Regions from separate parts of the Homo sapiens genome. Here regions 1 and 3 are each linked to region 2. The links are chromatin contacts, found by Hi-C or POLR2A ChIA-PET in ENCODE. All regions are on one chromosome and are shown on one strand. Each heading gives the region's core, a stretch centred on a gene start or an enhancer-like site at or near the end of the contact. The rest is flanking DNA. Distances are from core to core; before and after follow the strand shown. Region 1 holds the start of ZNF143-AS1 (ZNF143 antisense RNA 1). Region 2 holds the start of PPFIBP2 (PPFIB scaffold protein 2). Region 3 holds the start of APBB1 (amyloid beta precursor protein binding family B member 1).

The links. Hi-C counts contacts between places; a loop is a spot of excess contacts on that map. ChIA-PET counts read pairs that join two places held with the same protein, here RNA polymerase II (POLR2A). Pooled maps may share reads with other maps.
Region 1: a loop to region 2 is called in a pooled map, with 9 times the contacts of the local background. The contact joins the promoter of ZNF143-AS1 here to the promoter of PPFIBP2 in region 2. A Hi-C loop is called at or near these places in 2 of 37 single-sample maps with no recorded cell type and 9 of 50 pooled maps. POLR2A ChIA-PET finds 5 or more read pairs at or near these places in 1 of 52 experiments (AG04450).
Region 3: a map of CD8-positive, alpha-beta T cell shows a loop between it and region 2 (6-fold over the local background). The contact joins the promoter of APBB1 here to the promoter of PPFIBP2 in region 2. A Hi-C loop is called at or near these places in 2 of 168 maps with a recorded cell type or tissue (CD4-positive, alpha-beta T cell and CD8-positive, alpha-beta T cell) and 6 of 50 pooled maps.

What each region holds. Positions count from the first base shown.
Region 1 is chr11:9,459,248-9,461,947 of GRCh38, reverse strand. It overlaps ZNF143-AS1 (ZNF143 antisense RNA 1), which reads left to right and starts at 1,250. Exons shown (of 1, transcript NR_036539.1): 1 at 1,250-2,392. ZNF143 (zinc finger protein 143) reads right to left here and starts at 936. Exons shown (of 16, transcript NM_003442.6): 1 at 872-936. RefSeq lists a silencer at 343-552 and enhancers at 1,323-1,402, 1,463-1,562, 1,653-1,732, 1,932-2,567.
Region 2 is chr11:7,512,662-7,515,361 of GRCh38, reverse strand. PPFIBP2 (PPFIB scaffold protein 2) reads right to left here and starts at 1,363. Exons shown (of 24, transcript NM_003621.5): 1 at 1,241-1,363. It overlaps LOC124902806 (leucine-rich repeat extensin-like protein 5), which reads left to right. Exons shown (of 4, transcript XM_047428005.1): 2 at 757-1,244; 3 at 1,322-2,700. The coding sequence ends at 2,152. RefSeq lists a silencer at 1,268-1,797 and an enhancer at 2,468-2,587.
Region 3 is chr11:6,417,730-6,420,429 of GRCh38, reverse strand. It overlaps APBB1 (amyloid beta precursor protein binding family B member 1), which reads left to right and starts at 1,336. Exons shown (of 15, transcript NM_001164.5): 1 at 1,336-1,445. RefSeq lists silencers at 969-1,368, 1,379-1,568.

The sequences.
Region 1 (2,700 bases), core at 1-2,500, 1.9 Mb before region 2:
TTCTCACTTGATTATATCAGCTGATTTAGACACTTCCAAAGCAAAGGCTGACGCTGATTTTAAACAAATAATGGGCTGGCAATGGTATTCTTCTTTCCTCTTTTTAACTTCGTTATTATGTGGAAAAAACAAATGTCCAAAGCAAAAGGGGAAGGAATAAAAACTAGTTCGCGTTCCACAATAATACGTTTCAAAGAGACTTATAAGAATTTGTTCACTCTTTTGGCCAAAACTGGAGAAAAGGGAGGATAAAATTGTAAATTTCTAATATCCGATGTTAGACCTCAGTAACCTTTTTTTTTTTTTAATAGAAGAAAGGGTGAGGGGGAAACAATCTGCCCACGATACGCATGGGAAGCAAGCGCTAGGTGAGACCGGCAGGTCCTGGGAGGGCCTGGGCCAGCCCTGTCCCCGGCGCCCCCGCTGCGGCCTGGTGTGGCCCGTGGGCCCGGCGTCCCAGGCGGCGGAACTCTGCCTCGGCGGCGCCTGGGGACTCGCTCTGCGCGGAGGTCAGGCCGAGAAACGCGGCCAAGGCTCCCGAGGGCTCCACCCTCCCCTCTTTCACTCCCTCCCCTTGGCGGTCCCCTGAGGGAAACAGGCGGGGCGCATCGCTCAGAGACAAGCTGGGGGGAGTTGAGTCCTCAACGAAAAAAGCTCCGCCGCCTAGAGTGGCGGCCGCGGGTTATTAATAAACTCCGCTTCTGCCCAGACGCCGCTACCGCGGCCGGCCCATAAAATCGGCAAGGCCTGCGGCGGAGGCTGAGCAGCGGGAGCCGGAGCCCGGGCCCAAGCGGGCCCGCGCCGCCGCGCTGAGGGCGGCGGCCAGGCGGAGAATAATGCACACTGGGTAAAAACACATTTATATACGAACCTCCGAGAAAATTTTCCAACAATTCCTTCGTCCGACCACCATGCACCAGGACAGGAAACAGCCGTCCGGCCCCCAGGCCCCGCAACCCGCATAGTGTGTCTGAGGCCCGCCCCCAGCTTCCATTGGGCTGTCATTACATCACTCACAGGACGCTTCCGGTTTTCCATTGGCCCACGTTTGGTCGACGCGAAAGAAAACCGCCCTAGCCGCGCCCACTCAACTGACGTCAGCCAAGCCTGACTTTACAGCCCGCCCCTGAGTGGCTCGCGCAAAGTGCAGAATCAAAGCTCCTGTGTCTGACTGGTTGACATAACCGCTTATCCCAGACGGACCCCGCCTCACTGACTAGCGAGTCATACCGATTCTGGGGCCCCAGCGGGAGGCGCCATTTTGTAGCGAGGGAGGGAGGCTGGTCCTTGTGATTACCCGGGAGGGAGCCGGGGTGACGAGCGCCATTTTCCCCACAGGGGCGAGGAGGCGGCTTTGGTTCTCCCGGTGGGCTTGCCGGAGTGCGTTCTGCAGACCAGAAGGGCTTTGTCTGGCGATTGCTGAATGCTCAATAGCAGCCTGCTGGGAGGGAAGTCGAAGGGAGAAATAGGACAGAAAGAGAGACCTGACCTCTCCCTGGAGGCTCTCAGTGTCGGCCGAGGCCCTTGGTCTTGCTCTAGGGCTCTGCATTCCCGAGAGCTGCTGTATGCCGGGGATTGGCTTCCAAGCCTGCCTGAGCTTCTCCAGTCTCCCGGGCATCGCCATGCGGTGGGAGGGTGAGCCTTCCTCTCCTGCTGAAATTCCGGCGGCTTGGCAACCGGCCGGGGGGTCTTGGATTCCTCGGGGAGACACCACTGATGCTTTGTGGTTTCACGTAATTTGGATTTAAAAGTTGAAGGCGTCAGAAATGGTTGTCGCTACGGTCTTTTGTATGTTCTTGTGTTGCGAACTAATAAAGGAAAGTCAAAAGGGTGGGAGAAGCATTCAGTCTGGTTCCCTAAAGTTACTAAGAATGGATACAAATTAGTTGTGGCCGTTGCGGTTAATGCTTCTTGTAGCTCTTAACCCAGCCCTTTCTAAACCTTTGGATATACTTACTAGTCAGTTCCGAAGGTACTCAGTACAAATTTGCGTTGGCGCACCAGGCCGACTAAAGATGAGGTGGGTGTATTAGACTCAAAATTTCTTAAGTCGGCCAGGGGGTAGAATTGAGCTACCAAGAGAATGAGAGACTACCCTGTTGTAACAGATTTGGATCGCGCTTAGAAAAACAGGGAGAAAGCTGGATGATGTTCAACTTAATGTCTTGCATTTCAGACGATTATCGAATGGACGGGGATAAATAAAAACGATGTTACAGATAGCCCTCTAAGTGTGGATAGTAAATATTTTGATTTACAATTAAGCCTACCTTGAGGTGCAGGCCCTAACCAACGGATAGTTGAGTAATAGGGGCCTAGACGCCAATGGAAAGAAAATGGGACTTTAAGCTTTGTTTGAACATATATTCTGTTAATAAAGAAGTTTAAATCAGTTCGGATTACTGTTTTTTGTTTGTTTGTTTGTTTTTTGAGACGGAGTCTCGCCCTGTAGCCCAGACTGCAATGCAGTGGCACGATCTCAGCTCACTGCAACCTCCGCCTCCCAGGTTCAAGCGATTTCTCCTGCCTCAACCTCCTGAGTAGCTGGGACTACAGGCGCCCACCATCACGCCCGGCTAATTTTTCTGTTTTTAGTAGAGACGGGGTTTCACCATGTTGGCCAGGCTGGTCTGAAACTCCTGACCGCGTAATCCGCCCACCTCAGCCTACCAAAGTACTGGGATTACAGGCGTGAGCCAC
Region 2 (2,700 bases), core at 114-2,613:
AAGCAGCTTATCTCTCCAGTAGCAATAAGCTAACAACTGTCACATCACCAAATCTTAAAATAGTATTACTAATAATTGAAATATGTTAAATAAAACATGGATAAATGCAATCAGTGAAAACCTCATCAATCATCCCCATCTCCCACTTCAAATTTATTTAGCTATGAATTTAAGCAAAGTACAAATGGGTTGCCTCTCTTAAGCCAAAGAGAAATAATTTCTAAATTAGATAACACTTACAGCTTTCCATACACCTATAATAATGAAAGACTGAATATGCTGAAGATGAATTATGTCGAAAACCAACTACTTTTCTGTAGTTGACCATTTAACTTCACATAATACACTACAAATTTGAAAACACTTCAGATTTGTATTACAATCAATTAAGGAGGGGTTGAGAAAGGAGAGAGACGAAGAGAAAGACAGGAAGTAGACCAAAATATAGAAAAGGGACACGGATCTATACCAAATATCTGGCTGCTCTAAAAGTAAAAATATAATTAGATTCGTTTTTTAAGAAGATTAAACACTGGCAAGAATGCCTGTCTTAATCCTATCCAAACGCTGGAAGTTCTGTTCTCTTGTTACATAATCTTATTTTCATCCGAGGAAAAACTGCGGGTCTGGAATCTGATGTGATGAGGTGAGGAGGGAGCCCACTTTTAAATAGGACCGTCCCCATCCTGCAGTCTACTGGGACGCGGCGGCTTTAGATTTTAAAAAGTGTGCTGTATTTTTGCACTTACACTACAGAACTGGCTTTAGCCGAGGCCCTGCATCTAGACACACGCTGTGTCCACCAGAGAATTGCCTGGGCTGACAGACCTAAAGCTTCCGCAACCTCCTTAGGCTCCCTAGTCCACGCCGCTGCTCCCCGGGCTGAGCAGGGCTGGGACGCGCCGCACAGAACTCAGGGACCCCACCTCCCTGCGCATCTCCAGGGCCACGCTGGCACCTGCAGGAGTGCGGACTGTCCGCGGATCCCAGGCAGGGTTGGGTGGAGATTCGCAGCCAACCCACAGGAGTTCTGCCCTCCTCCCAGGCTTCTGGCCAGTGGAGTTGGAGAAGGGTCCCCGTCCTCGAGCCTGGGACACGCTCCGGGGCTCACAGAGACACTGACCCACACGTCCCCGTGGTTCGTAGCTCTGGGGGCGCTCCACTCCCTAGGTAATGCTCCCGACGGGGATCCCAACCCCGACCGCGCGGCAAGCCCGGGGTGTGGGGAGAGCCCACTGACCTGGGTACGGGGCCGAGGCTCCTCTCCGGGCGGCTCAGGTGTGCGGGCCGCTCCCGTGTCCCTCCCACCTTCAAACATGAGAGCCCAGAAGCGAGCGACGGGCCACTGGCCCACCGACCAACTGCCGGACCAAGCGCCCGACCAACCAGCGGACCGACCGCAGCGGCCGGGGCCGGCGCCCACGTGACGGGGCGGGGACCTGCGGAAGGCTCTTCCCGGAGCGCCGCGCCCCCACCCCGGGACCTGCCACAGGGACCACCCCCTTGGGCACCCGCTCCCTCTCGGGCACCGAAGAAGCCTGCTGGGACCCGTCCACCAGGGTTCCTGTTCCCGGGGGACCGGCCTGGTCAGCCCCGCCCCTTCGAACCTGCCTCGTCCCCACCCCCTGGGCCGCGCGTCCGGGCCCCAGCCCCGCCTCTCTCGGCGGACCGCGCCCCCTTCCGGGAGCCCCGCCCCGTTCGCCGCGCCTCCTCCTCCGCACAGCTCCGGTTGCGGGGAGGCCCGGGTGGGTACCCGGCGCTCCGGCTCCCAGTCTCCTGGGCTTCTCCAGTCCTTCAGCGCCGTTCTCCGGTCACAGGGAATGAAAGCGAGGAAGAAGGAAACGGTGTCGAGAATTGCGAAGAGAGAAAGCATAGAAAACCCACATTAGAGGCACTCCCAGAGCAGAAACCCTTCGGAGCATCCCGACTTCCTCGGCCCGCGTGCAATCCAGGCAAAATTGAGGTTGTCTCTGAGCCGCCCTCCCTAAGCAGGTCGGAAAGCCCCCGAATCATCCCAGGTCCCGCCGCGCTGCACTCGCAACCTGGGGTGGAGGTCCCTCTAGTGGTTGGCACCAAACAAAAGTTCTGTCTTATGAAGAGCCGAGGTCAGGAAGCATTTCCCTGTGCCCAGCGCCAAGGTCTGGGACCTTAGGTCCAAGAAAAGCGTTGGCAATGTCTGACCACAGGAATGGGTTCTCGAACTGGGGAGGACTGAAGCTGGAGATCTGGTCCAGCCCCTACCTCCAGCGTGTGGCCTGAACCCGTTTTGGTTGTACTGCTATGTTGTGGCCCTGCCCAGGCCTCCAAGGACTGGCTGCTGTTAAGCTGTTTAAAATCCCTGTAGGCCTCAGATGGCAGCGACACCAGGGACTCGGCATAGTCCCCAGCTCTGGCAGGAGTCACCACAGCCCTAGCCTTTAGTTCTCTACAGGCTGGAGTGTCGACAAACTCCACAGGACACAACTTTTTCAAACCAAATTTACCCTCGCGGTCTGAAATGACCAGTAGGCCCAGGAGAATTTTACATGTGAACAGAACCTAACCCACCCTGGCAAATATGAGACGTGTGGTCACTGCGGGAACCTGGCCAGCAGCAGACCAAAGCACAGCCAGCAGGGGAAGGCTGGGGCCCGCAAGAGTTGTGTTACAACAGGACACCCTTCAGTTCTCTTTCACTTCCTTAAAATAGCAGCAGAGCGA
Region 3 (2,700 bases), core at 87-2,586, 1.1 Mb after region 2:
GATGTGTGTTGTGTTGTGTGTGTTGAAGAGGGTTCTTTTTCACCCCAGTGAAACTCCTTAAAAGACTAATAAAGGGGGATGAAACAATAAATTGAGGCTGGACACTGTGTCTGACGCCTGTAATCTCAGCACTTTGGGAGGCCGAGGTGGGAGGATCGCTTGAACACAGGAGTTCCAGACCAGCCTGGGGAACACAGTGAGACCCCCTCTCTACTAAAATACAAAAAGCCAGGCGCGGTGGCACATGTCTGTGGCCCAGGTACTCCGGGGGCTGAGGCGGGAGGAATCTGAGCCCTGGAGGCTGAGGCTTCAGAGAGCCATGATCTTGCCCCTGGGTGACAGAGTGAGACCCTGCCTTGAAAGAAAGAACGAACTCAGATTTGGATATCTTTAGTTTTAGGCACCTGAGAGGGATTAGCATGTAGAGGCTTTCTGGATGGTAATATAACCTCTCATTATCCTTGATGGCCTCTGGGTCACTGATCTGACCATTGGGATGTATCCCACTATCCAGGGAGGGTCTGTAGTAAGTATTGCACCCCACCATCTTCCTTACATCTTTACACTTTTCATTCACAATATCCCCTTCCTTGTGAATTTCTACCGGGGAGCAATGTATTCTTGACATTTTCCAGGCCTTGATGTCAGCTTTATGCTCAGCAGCAGAGGTATTTCAGTGTCAAGAAACATCGGAGTTCCAGTCTAAATTCATCACTAACTGTGACTGCGGGCAAGTCGCTTTACCTCTCTTAATCTTAGCCTCAGCCTCTGAAAAATGAGGATAATAATTCTGGTGATTTTACAGAGCTGATGTGAAGATTAATGCGCGTTAACGGTTTAATAGAGAGCCCGGCACGGTGTAAGTGGTCAATAAATACGAGCTATTATTATGAGCAACGCTGTGTCCTCAGAGCCTCCCCACCAGGACGTCAGGGAGCGGTGCAGCAGGAGCGGCGCAGAGTGCCTCCCGGGAATCCTTCCCCGCGCGGCCGCGGCGCCGCACAGCCGCCGCCATTCGGGCTCCAGCCCCGTCCGCGCGTCTCCCGGCGTGGGTGCGGGACCAGGGCGCTGCGGGGCGCGCAGGGTGAGTCTGTGGAATAGTAGTGGAGGACGGCGCCGCGCTAGGCGGGGGTCCCAGGGAGTCGGCTGCAGGGGTGTCTGCTGGGAGGGCTGGACCGCGGGGCTCACCGAGGTCCGAGGGCCGCCCGCAGGGTGAGGCCCCCAAGAAGCTGCGGCAAGTGCCGCGCCCGCCGAGCTCGCTCCCGCGCCCGCCCCAAGATGGCGCCCCTCCCCCTCCCCTTGCGCGCGCCTCCGCCGCTCGGGGCGCGGCCCCGCGGCCCGCGCGCTCCTGGGCGGGGGATGTTGTGATGGAGAAGCCGCGGCGGAGCCCGAACCCCGCAGCCTGAGCCACCTCCGTCATCTGGGCCCGGGGCCTCACCGCGCAGGTAGGAGGTGTCCCTGCCCCGGCCCAGCCCCGGTGGCTGCGTCCCGATCACCAGCGGCCGGCGGACCCTGTAGCCCCTACCCTGCGGCAGCCCGGGTCCCCCGGCCGGCCCCATCCCCCATCCCCGGGTCGCCCTTCCACCGCGCGCCCGCAGACCGTCCTCTCATACCCACCATCGCAGGGTCCACTCGGGCCCTCACACCGTCCCTTCCGCTGCCCTTTACCTCCTGCCCCTCGGGGTGACTAGGGGCGGGTATGGAGGACGCGAAGCGAGGGGCAGTGGGTGTTGGGGGAGGGGAGGCCCAGGTCCGGGAAGGGGACGTGGGGTGGGGTGGGCTGGCAGGCCGCGCCGATTCCAGCAGGGGTCCCAGGCCCTGGATCTGTCAAGCCGCATTCTGTTGCCCTCAGCGACCGAGGGGTGTGCCCTGGGGCGGCTGTGTCCCCAGCTCAGCCAGGAGGCCTAGCACTGCCAAGAACACTGATTAGAAGCAGTTTTCCCACTGCCAATTCCTAACCTGTTTTGTATCGGCCTGTGTATCTCTTGCATTCTGAGCCCCTCTAGCTATAGTCCCAGCTCTCTCCGCCCTTCAGAGTCAACGCTTGCTGTCTTCATTTCCTTACTTCCCATTCATTCTTAAAAGCACTCCACTCTGTGTCCCTGACACCCACTGAAACTGTCTAGGCCAAGGTCACCGGAGACCTCCTTGTGGAGAACTCCAGTGGACACTGTTATCTCCTTTACCTTTGAGTAGTATTCGGTGGGGTATGTCAACTCACTCTCCTTGAAGCATTTTCCTGCTTTCTGCCCTACAGCATTGTCTGCTCTTCTCAATCTCATTTGCTTCCTCTCCTCCTCTCTTTAGATGCTGGTGAGGCTCTTGGCTCTGTCCCGAGCTGTCTTCTCTCAGTATCTGTTCTTTCTCCCCAGATATTTTATCTACTCCCAAAGCTTCAAATTTCATATATATGCTAATGATTCCCAAATTTATATATCCAGCCCAGACTTCTTTCCTGAAATCCAGACTCATATGTCCAGCTGCTCTCTTGACATCTCCTTGAAAGACAAACAGGAGTTCCAAACCTATAGATTCCAAGCTAAATTATCTTCTGTGGTTTTCTCTGTACCCCACTTCCAAATCTGTTCTTCCTTCGAATCTCAAAAATGGCTCTTTGCCAATCTGGAGTCATGAGCAAGACTTGAGATTAACCCCTCTCTCACTCTCTGCATCTCATTTCACCAAGTTCTGTCACATCCA